2 separate regions of the Homo sapiens genome follow, and region 1 is linked to region 2. A link is a contact called in ENCODE Hi-C data. All regions are on one chromosome and are shown on one strand. Each heading gives the region's core, a stretch centred on a gene start or an enhancer-like site at or near the end of the contact. The rest is flanking DNA. Distances are from core to core; before and after follow the strand shown. Region 1 overlaps LINC01980 (long intergenic non-protein coding RNA 1980). Region 2 overlaps NEK10 (NIMA related kinase 10).

Region 1 (5,695 bases), core at 1,642-4,141, 500 kb before region 2:
TTTTAAAGAACACATAAAAATGGCCCACAGATATACGAAGAAAACATTCAATATCGGAGAATGCAAATTAGCAGTGAGATATTGCATCACTCCTGTTAGAATGGCTACTACCAAAAAGAAAAAATACAACAAGTGTTGGTGGGGATGTGGAGAAAAGGAAAACCTTGTATACTATTGGTGGAAATATAAGTTAGTAAAGCCACTATGGAACACAGTGTAAAGCCACTATGGAACACAGTGTAGAGATTTCTTAAAAAGAAAAAAAAAAAAGAACTACCATATGATCTAGCAATCCCACTTCTGGGTATAGAACCCCCCCCCAAAAAATGTATAATAAAACCAGTATGTCAAAGAGATATCCATAGTCCCATGTTCACTGCAGCATTATTCACCTAAGATCTATCAACATATAAATGGATAAAGGAAAATGTAATATATATACACAATGGGATACTATTCAGCCTTAAAAAAGAAGGAATCCTTGTCATTTGCAACAATATAGATGAATGTGGAGAACATTTTGTTAAGTGAAATAAACCAGAGAAAGACAAATACTGCGTGACCGCACTTTATGTAAAATCTAAAAACGTGAAACTCACAGGGAGTAGCATGCTGATTGCCAGGAACTGCGGAGAGGTAAGACGAATGGGTAGATATTGTTTAAAGGATACAAGATGTCAGTCAGATAGGATGAATAACTTCTGGAGATCTATTGTACAGCATGATGACTGTAATTATTAATAATGTATTGTATACTTGGAAATTGCTAAGAGATTAGATCTTAATCTCTCAACACAAAAAAATTCTAAGTGTGTGAGGTAATGGGCAAGTTAATTTGATTGATTAAATCATTTCACAGTGTATACATATATCAAACATCACATGTACATTGTAAATATCTAAATTTTTTGTCAATAACACCTTAGTAAAGCTCAGGGAAATAATAAAACTCACCATCAATAATGCCTGGAATACTGTACATTTACTGACATTTTGTTTAATAATGAGCAACACCTAGGTTTAGCTCGAGTCCGAGGAATATAAGTGTCTTAACAGAATTTCAGCAATACAAGAAGCCCCTCATTATGACATCTGGTTTTGTCTGGTCCCATAGGCCCCCATGCCTTCCCTACTAGAGGGTTTCCATATCTTCTGCACCCATTATAACAAGGTTACATATAATATCCCACCATCTAATATCCCACTGCCTGCACTAATATGGAATTCCTGACAGAAACACTAGATCTACTTTTCTGCATCACTTGGGTGCTTCTTTCCAAATAGCTCCTGCTAGCTCAGTATAAATAATGTCATGGCATTCTTCCTTTCTCTGGACGACATTCATTAGAATCACAGAATCATGCAATATTTGAGCCAGAGACTTCTATGAGACAATCTTATGTGACAACAATCTCCTTGAATGCCCTTGCGTGGTCAGCTCTGGGCAGAGGCATCAGAGGACAGAGCAGGCCTGGGTTCAGTGTGAGGTGAGATAACAAATGTGATGATTACTTTGTCAAGTTCAATGAATCCGTGGCCTTATCCCAGCTGTGGGATGCCGAAACCATAATGATTGAAGAGCCCAAGCTTGATAGCCAGGCAGACCTGATTTTAATTCTTGACCATGTCCCCGTGAACCTGGGCAAGTGATACCTCTGTATACCTCATATTCATCATCCGTAAAATGGGAACAATAATGTCTACCTCATATAGTAAGACACAAAGCAAAGCCCCTGAAGCAATTGAGGCAGTCAATATGTAGCAGCTTAAAAATAGCAGAGCTCTCAGGTTTTCTGGCTCTGCGGACATTGAACTCCAAGATCAAGAATACTTTTGCTCTTAGTCTACCAAGTCACTACACCAATATACATAACCTGCTCTGAGAGACAAGTTTTAGTTTAGGGTTCACCTTTAATTTACTGGGTATATCTATGCAAGTTGCTTGATTTTTTGAGAACGGTCATTTAGTAATGGCCCTTCTATTTGATTTTTTGTTTCCTAAGATATTTATAATATAAATAAGATTTGTTTAAAAAGTAAAATGCATTCATAGTCCATCTAACTAGTACCAGGATAATTTTTCTAGATATGTTCATCTGTCATCTCTTTATTTTGCCTTCCTTTCTGAGTTTGATCTCAGTCCTAGCCAGGCATGGTGGTGTACACCAGTAGTCCCAGCTACTCTGGAGGCTGGGGCAAGAGGATGACTTGAGCCCAAGAAGTCAAGGCTGCAGTGAGCTATGATCTCACCACTGCACTCTATGCTAGGTGACAGAGTGAGATCCCGTCTCTAAAAGACAGCAACAATAACAACAAAATGATCTCAGTCTTTTTAATTCATTTAGAGCAATGGTTCTCAATCAGAGCAATTTTGCCACAGGGAAGGTTACAGATATTTGGCAACATCTGTAGATACTTTTGATTGTCACAGCTGAGGAAAGCAGTGTCACTGGTCTCTGGTGAGTAGAGGCCAGAAAGCTGCTAACCAATATTTAAGGAACCTGGACGTCCACAACAAAGAACTACCTGGCCGCAAAAGTCAATAGTGCGGAGGCTGAGAAACCCTGATTTAGAGTGAGGCCCTTCAACTTGTAAGAATCGAGCTCAGCAGCCTCACTTCTAAGACAAGCACCTCCCATTAAACTTTGATTCCCTCCCTCCTCCCTAGCTCTGACAAACAGCTGTTTCAAAACAGTAACACACAAAGTGTATCTTAAACATATGGAAAGTCAAGAAATTCAGAGTTAAGGTTTAAAAATTCGAGGCTGGCACCCTGATGTTAAAAAAAGACAAAGCCTAAAGGTGTCAGGGTGTGAGCTGAAGACAAAGTGTAAGCTTTCAACTCCAACCCTGCTACTTTTGGCTTCTGTGGGCTTAGGTCAGACTCTCTCTGCTATCCTGGGGTGGTTGTTCTGTGGTTTCCTTTTGAGTTCTATAGAACTTGAAGACACAAACATTGGCAATACACAAGGCAGGCCTCAAGAGATGGAGGCATGAGCCATTTAAGGTTTAAAATCTAATTTTTAAATTAATATTTCTTTAATAAAACCACTAAGATGTGGCACTTTATGTTCCAGATTTTCACAACTGTTGTTTCTATCACTTATCTGTTTAAAAAATCAATTAACGTGTTAATTTTTTGAGGTTATAACTGTAAAAGATAAAATGGCACAGCCAAAAAGCATAGTAGTGAGAAACAGGAGAAAAGTGGATTTCAGCCTTACCTCTACTGTTCACATTTTGAACAAGTTCCATAACTTCTCTGAATCTCCCCTCCCCCTTCTATAAAATTGGGGAAAATAATCTCTACCTCATGGATGGACATTGTATATAAAATACCAATTAGAATTCTAGAACATAAAGGCCCTCAATAAATAATAATTCTTTATTAAAAATCAAGGTCTCTCTTTAGTAATGGAATCAAACTATACAAATATGAAAAGGTAAACTAAAAAATTCAAAATCATGAATGGCATGGCAGCCTGCCCTGAGAGTGGAGAAGGTTACAGAGTGGTCGCCCATGATTACTTAGCCCAGAACCAATAACTACCAGCTACATATATTCATGTGAAGACGGAGAGGAGGACCAGGATACCAAAGGTAGAAAAGCCAAGGGCACAGGGAGAGGTCATCAAGTTGTTATAATTAGCTGGACTATAGCATATTTACAAGAGTATGGTCAGAGGTGAAGCTGGAAAAGTAATCTGTGCTAGTCAGGTATCAACACAATTATGATGTATAGTAAGCACCACAAAACTTAATGATATACATTAACAAGCCTTTATTCTCATACTCATAAATCTGCAGGTCAGCTGAGGTTCAGTTAACGTAGATTGAGTGTGGCTGGGTAGCTCTGATTCTCCTATGTATTAGGTGACTTGAATCCAGGCTGTGGATTGACCTCAGGTCTTCCTTGTGTGTGTTAATTTTGGAGCCATGGCTAAAGGGATAGCAGGAATCCAGGGCATGTTCTTCTCATGATGGATCTGGAGCATAAGAGCTGAGCCAAATCATAAAAAAACACAGGTAAGACCTTTGCTCTTGCAACATCTACTCATATTTCATTGCCAAAGCAAGTCACATGGGGTGAGGAAACAAACCCAGCAGGAGGGCACAGCAAAGTTACCAGACAAAGGTATGAATGTACAATCCTATCACAGGGGAGTGAAGAATTATGACCAAAATTATAATCTATTGCAATGTCATGTAAGGGCAGATCTTAAATATAGAAATAATGTGCGGTAGGGCACAGTGTCTCACACCTGTAACCCCAGCACTTTAAGAGGTTGAGGCGGGAGGATTGCTTGAGCCCCAGAGTTCCAGACCATCCTGGGCAACATAGCAAGACCCTCGTCTCTACAAAAAAAATTTAAAAAATTGTACCAGGTTTGGTAGTGCACACCTGGAGTCTCAGCTACTCAGGAGGCTAAGGTGGGAGGATCACTTGAGCTTTGGAGGTCGATGCAGTGAGTCATGATTGCCCCCCCTGCACTCCAACACAGTTGACAGAGTAAGACCCTGTCTCCAAAAATAAAATGAAATTAAATAAAATAGTTGCAATAGACAATCCTTAAAAAGAAATGATGTGCTCAGAGCTACAAAGGCAATTAGAAAAGATTTTCTGTTGCTAGGAGGAAAGTCATGAGGAGCTGCATTTCAGAGGAGGTATTAGAAAAGGAGATAAAGGGTTGAGATCATGGAATTTAAATAATTTAACTATTTACTGGCTGGTGGGCAAAGATAGTGCCAAAAAAAAGGAGCCATCACAAATAAATTTGGAATTTGAGAGTTTGGGTCTTATAGTCTGAGAGAACAGTAAAGTTACCCATAATAATAATGCATATATTTTATTGAGCACATATTGTTTGCCAGATAATGTATTAAGTATTTGGTAGGCAATTTTTTAATCTTCGCAATAAACCAGTGAGATAAGTATAGTCCTTATCTTTATTTTTGAGATGTGGTAACAGGCTAAGTAACTTACCCAAGATCACAGAGCTAAAAAGTGGTAGACTCATGATTGATAGGCCACTGATGGGCTCTGGAGTCCACACTGTCTTGCCATTTATTTATTTCCTTATTTCCTACCCTGCTCTATGGTTGAAATGTTCATATTATTTTATTAACTTCTAGTTTAAGCTCAGGGGTACATGTGCAGGATGTGCAGGTTTGTTATATAGGTAAACATGTGCCATGGTGGTTTCCTGGACAGATCATACCATCACCTAGGTATTAAGCCCAGCATCCCTTAGCTATTATTCCTGATGCTCTTCCTCCCCACAACCCTGCTCTGACAGGCCCAAGTGTGTGTTGTTCCCCAACTATGTGGCCATGTGTTCTAATCATTCAGCTCCCACTTATAAATGAGAACATGTGATGTTTGGTTTTCTGTTCCTGCATTAGTTTGCTGAGGATAATGGCTTCCAACTCTATCCATGTCCCTGCAAAAGACATGATCTCATTCCTTTATATGGCTGCATAGTATTCCATTGGAGATATATACATACATATATATATATGTATGTATATATCTCACAATTTCTTTATCCAGTCTATCATTGATGGGCATTTAAGTTGATTCTATGTCTTTACCATTGTGAATAGTGCTGCAATGAGCATACACATGCATGGATCTTTATAACAGAATGATTTATATTTCTTTGGGTATATACCCAGTAATGGGATTGCTGGGTCA
Region 2 (5,817 bases), core at 762-3,261:
GTCCATGCCAAAGGACTCTGTCTTATTTGGGACTATTTGAGACAGGATGAATGAATGTGTTAGGTTGGCGCAAAAGTAATTGCAGTTTTTGCCATTGAAAGTAATGGCAAAAACCACAATTACTTTTGCGCCCACCTAATATGTTTGCATTCTCCTTGCCTCATATAATTACCTCTGGTGTTCCTGCTACTTAATGCAGTTCTTTGAATTCCATGGACACTCTAACATTATCTCAGGTCAATTCCTCTTTATCCAAAAGAGTTGGCCAAAGATTAATGGAATGTGATAATAAGCTGAATGATCTGCATATAGATGTTTTACATTTCCAAGAATAGCATTGCTTCCAAACTTCTTAGCCATTAGCAGTTCCGTAAGCTGGCTTGCAGACTGAAGGCTGCCACTTACTCCTTTTCCCAACACTTGCCTTCTTCCAGATCCTTTAGCTCCAGCTCAACTCATCTACTCACTGTGTCCTCAAGCCACTTTCAGCATCTTGCCTGCATCCCTGTGTTCACTGGCCAGGCCCGTTGTTCACCCCCCTGCCCATCCTTCTGGACCTTCTTCAAGTTCACAGTTCACAAAATCTTTCTATAATCTTTCCTCTGATTTCATTCAGTTTATAATCTCATTTGGACATTTTTTTCTGCTTTTTGACACTTCTAGTGTTCTTATTTAATCCATTGTATTTGCCTAAACCATTAAAAAATGTCTTCTTTTACAAAGAGACATTATCAGCAATTTCATATGCTTTACCCTACATATTTATGATTTCCCACACACATTGGATTGTAAAGAGATTTTTTTTTTTTGTAGTGCCCAGTGGTCTTGTGCACAGTCAGAGCACAGTAAATAATAAAATGCACTTGAAATAAAATGTTATTAGATGAAATTCAATTTTATTTTATAGCTCAGAAAGTACTTCTAGTTTTTGCAGCGCCACCAAACATATGAACATCAATTTGTTGATTCAGTCTTCTCTTCACTTGTGAAAGTTCTAGGGGTTTGGGTTGAATCTGTACTTACTTTATTACTTATTACAATGATGGTTAACTATTTTATTGGAAGACATTATGAACCATGTCTTATTCAGTGTTGTATCCTCAGTGCCTGGCATATACTAGGGACTCAATAAATATTTCTTGGAGTAATGAATAAATATAATTCTCACCTTTCTGTTTCTCACAAAATCAGGAAATAGAATATACTCATATTCTATTTGGGGTCAATGAGAAAAGAGAAATTTAGTGTGCTACTTTAGTTATTTTTGTTGACGGGTTAATATAAATTCTTCCTTCACATCATCTGGACCTTTTTTCCTCTTTTCAATATTGCTGCTTAATATGTAAGTCTCAGGTTCATTTGCTCTAACACAGGCACATTGTAAACCATATGATGAGTAGAATTGGATGCTGTAGCAGCTACGCAAGGCACAGACATAGCATACCACAAATATCATTATGCAATGACAATGGAGGGGATCCACAGAACCTACATTTATATCTGCAGATTTCCCTTTACAATAAAAGATATAAGTTGGAATGAGAATAAATCAGAAAATAGGGAGGTTATAGTGGTATCTGTTGTCACATATTCTAGTTAATTTTGGAGCAGCCCTCAGACCAACATGGGCCAGTATTAGCCAGAGGAAAATGAAAATCAGCACTTAAAGGAGTGTCCATCATCATAGCAGGTGGTCAGTAACTATTTCGAGGATTAAGTGGGAGAGGGTTAGAATACTATTAGAATTCTTGGTTCTTTTTATCCCCAAGTGCTTGTTTACATATAAAATAGAAAATTGCTTAAAGTATTGACTATTTGCGCAAGGAAGGTGGCAAATGTACTGACTCAGGAGCAAGGCCATGATAATAATGCTTGTCCTTAGCTGACGACACACTCCTGCCCTTGGAGATTCTGTACCAACCGTGTCTTTGTTTACCACTCTATGATGATTAAAACACACCACCTACATATTTCACATGAGTGAACCAGGATGAATGAATGGATGTTTGCAAGCACCCCAGGGTCCAGGAGGTGAAGTTATGCAAACATCAGTTGTTGTTATATCACCCTCTGCCCTTGGCTAAGGGCCAATATCAACAAGTTCTCTTTTTCCCATCTGCCTTAGAGTTTTCCATGAAGATTTAGATCCTGAAGGTGAAGTGCGCTTTGTTCTCCTTCACTCCTAAAGATGCAGTGTGGCCTTTGACACATTTTTCCTCTCTGGGTCTTAATTTCCTCCTCTAGTAGAAGGGAGCTGAATCATGGTCTGCAACTGGTGACCTATACATTTGTTTTGTTATTTTGTGCAAGTGTCTTTTCTTGTTTTGCTTCATTTTTTATGTGCTTTTGAATCCCTCTTGGGAGAATGTGCCTTCTCATGTGTGACCGAAGCTCTACCACTCTCTACACCTCTCTTCATTCATTTACATTCTGTTCTTGGGCCTGGAGGGTGTTAGACGTCCTGATACTGCATGTTCTCTGAGGTTTATTCTTGTCATAGCTGTCTCTTTTCTGCTAACTCCACATATAGTTCCCATTGAAGAACAATAACAATGTAATATAAGGGATAAAATCAAGACAACAGTTTAGACTAGAGAACCAGATGTCCTTTTTAAACTGTAATGGGTATTAGCAAGTTATGTTTCTTACAGGATTTCCTCAACTTTTTGCTCACCTTATTTTGAAAATGTGTGTGTGTTTATTTTCCAGCAATTTGACCAATTTAACTTGACATTTTCTGTGGAGGATTTATAGTTTTCTAAAGCATACATAATTTGAAAAGTCCAAGCACTGTATATTTGTGAGATTTAGTGCAAATATTCTTTGCAAAAAGAAAATTGTTTCTTTATTCTCAAAGCACTTTAACTACATAAACTGCTGAAGTGGTGAATACATTTTAAGTGTGTATTTTGAAATAATTTTAGACGTAACATAGAAACTGCAAAAACAGCACAGAATTCCCATATACCCTTCACTCAGCTTCCCTTAATGTTGACATTTGTCATCACCATGTTACAGTCATCAAAACTGAGAACTAAACATTTAACCAGTGCATTTTAACATGTTTGTCTTATCTCTGGCTGCTCTATGTGACTTTTTATCTTATTTTAACTACTTTTCTCAAAGAATCACTATTAGAGGAATTTTTAGAAAAATATCTACAGTAAAGGAATTAGAGAAATGATTTTCCATTTTGTACTTCTAGTTAGTTATGGGGCTGAAAGTTCTCTAAATTCTTTTAATATGTCCCTTTGAAAACAGACAGAACTGTAACTTGTCATCTAAAATGAAAGGTTAATCATTATTCATCAGAAGAAACAGAGACTTCTTGTCAGTACAGGAAGTTCTAACTTCCTTTTGTGGTAGGGTTCATTGCAGTTTATTTTAGTGCTTTTTTCAAAATAATAAACCTGACATAGCCAAAATGGTAATTAACTTTAATCTGATGTATTTTCACTGTTATTACTTTATTTTTGATTGATTGATTGATTTTTTTTTTTTTTTTGAAATGGAGTTTCATTCTGTTGTCCAGGCTGGAGTGCAGTGGCACGGTCTCGGCTCACTGCAACCTCTGCCTCCTGGGTTCAAGTGATTCTCCTGCCTCAGCCTCCTGAGTAACTGGGACTACAGGCATGCACCACCACACCTGGCTAATTTTTGTGTTTTTAGTAGAGACGGTGTTTCACCATGTTGGTCAGGCTGGTCTTGAACTGACCTCGGGTGATCTGCCTGCCTTGGCCTCCCAAAGTGTTGGGATTACAGGCATAAGCCACCACTCCCTGGCCTGTTATTACTTTATAAGTACCGTTTTTAACCATTAGTAAATGTAGTAAATAAAATGGAGTATTTACAAAGATGCAACCTGAGTGATTAGTAGGAAAAAAAAGATATTTGTGGATTTGTGGGCGATTTACCATAATGATTCAAATGACTCTGTTTTATATTTAGTAAATATGAGGCCACCTGAGGATCTTTTGAGTAGCTAAGGCAACCATGGAATAAAAACGGGTTTCTGGGTAGAGATCTGAAAACCATATCACAAATACTCCCTATGTTATTTAGTTAGTAGGTTAATATTGCACAATTTAGATTAATTACACTCAGGTAATTTTGCCATGGCATGTGTTTCTTTCTCTGTCACATGTGTTTACTCAGCAATTACCAAGACATCACGAGCAAATGAGGGGCCTCTCTAGGGACTTCTTTAGCATTAACCCAAATTTCAAACAATAGAGGATAGAAATTACTTCTGAGAGTTTCTTTTAAAAAATGGATTTAAAAATTCAACAATGAATCATAACTGTGATTATAGCTGTACTTGTCTAGGGCTGTACGCACCAAACCCTGAGGTTTGGAAAAGTCTCTTCTCTCCCATCTGAGATGGTATTCAGGTCCCATGACTGAGGTGTACAAAAAAAGCAAAGACACCAAAAGTTTCTGTTTTTAAAGTAGCATGCCTTTGGTTTTTATATATAATCTTTCACTACTGTGACTACTCCCTATATAACAAAATAACAAACTTAATTTCCACCTTCTCATTAGAATGGAAGAAAAACCCATATAGGTACAAGTGTTTGTGTAGCAAATTCTCTTAACACTTATTTTACAGATAAGGCCAAAAGTTTTTGTAAAAAGCCAAAGTTTTTGGCCTAATCTCATTGGTAGAATAAGTGTTAGAGAATCAGTGGTTTTCTATTTTTATTTTAGCAATAGAATCCTTTTCTCTAATGAAACTGTATGCAGAACCCCAGAGAAGTAAGATTGCTTTGGTTTAAATGGAGAGTCCACCTTGAGCTTTAACTGCTTGGCCACAGTTCTCCTTTCCCAGCCTCACTCTCGCCCTCTCCTGGTTGTCATGGAGTTGTCAATTTCTGGGTTAGTCCCCTCAGACTCTGTACTTAGGGCTGTGGTTCTCAATTAGAGATTCATCTAGGGTTGCTGTGAAAACAGTTTTGTTACTTAAAAAGATAGACTTTAATAATCCAGACCAGTGGTATTCAGGTGATATTCAGACTGGTGTGTCACTGGTCCATGAGCAGATAAAGACAGAAATTGAGAATAAGAGTTTAGAAATATTTACAGCACTTCAGCATTGCCATGACATCTTAGGCACATCACCAGTGGCATTGTCTCACTGAACAGGATTTGAACCAAAAGTATCAGTCCATAAAAGATTGGAAATTAAAGAGTTCTTTATTACAGATAGTTTCAGAAGCACAGCGATGAGTATTTTCTTATATAGAACTCTAAGTTTCCCCCAATGACTGAATAATTCCTGAATGTGCTCAGGATTATTACAACATCACAAATGCTCATCAACTGATTTTATTTATAAAAGAGTTTTATGAGCGATTTGTTGACCTAAAAAAGTAATAACACAGGTTTTTTTTAAAATAATCCTTTTATCCGTTCATCCATTTATTAGGCATTGCATTCAATAAATATTTATTATTTGCCTACAACTCACCATTCTCTGGTGAATAGTGGAAGCCCAGTTCCTGGCCTTCTGTGGTAATAAGGCAATTGCAACATCAAAACCTCCCAGAGCAAACCCATACATTTGATATTGGATTTTCCTGATTACCACATAATAACAATATGTGGGGAGTATAGGCTGCTCTGTGGGCATCGAGAAGGAGCACCAGACTTGGGATGTCAGAGGAGGTTCTAAGCCTTAAAATAACTGTTAAAAGCAAATAACTGACAAAATAAGTCACTCCTTACAGATTGTGATACATATTTTTTGAGGGCTTATGCCATGCTTACACTGTGTCATGCACTATGTGCTGTTCTATGTGTCAGGGACATATTTGTGGA

Evidence for each region. Hi-C counts contacts between places; a loop is a spot of excess contacts on that map. Pooled maps may share reads with other maps.
Region 1: a loop to region 2 is called in a pooled map, with 1.9 times the contacts of the local background. The contact joins two enhancer-like sites. A Hi-C loop is called at or near these places in 2 of 50 pooled maps.

What each region holds. Positions count from the first base shown.
Region 1 is chr3:27,858,392-27,864,086 of GRCh38, reverse strand. It overlaps LINC01980 (long intergenic non-protein coding RNA 1980), which reads right to left. Exons shown (of 5, transcript NR_146630.1): 5 at 3,762-4,000. Among named protein-coding and RNA genes, the nearest start is that of LINC01981, 27 kb to the right of the region's middle. Within about 2 kb of position 2,891, at least 3 of the 41 ENCODE cell types and tissues checked have a DNase peak (open chromatin) inside an H3K27ac peak, as active enhancers do.
Region 2 is chr3:27,356,890-27,362,706 of GRCh38, reverse strand. All of the region lies in intron 1 of NEK10 (NIMA related kinase 10), which reads left to right. Among named protein-coding and RNA genes, the nearest start is that of NEK10, 9.6 kb to the left of the region's middle. Within about 2 kb of position 2,011, at least 6 of the 41 ENCODE cell types and tissues checked have a DNase peak (open chromatin) inside an H3K27ac peak, as active enhancers do.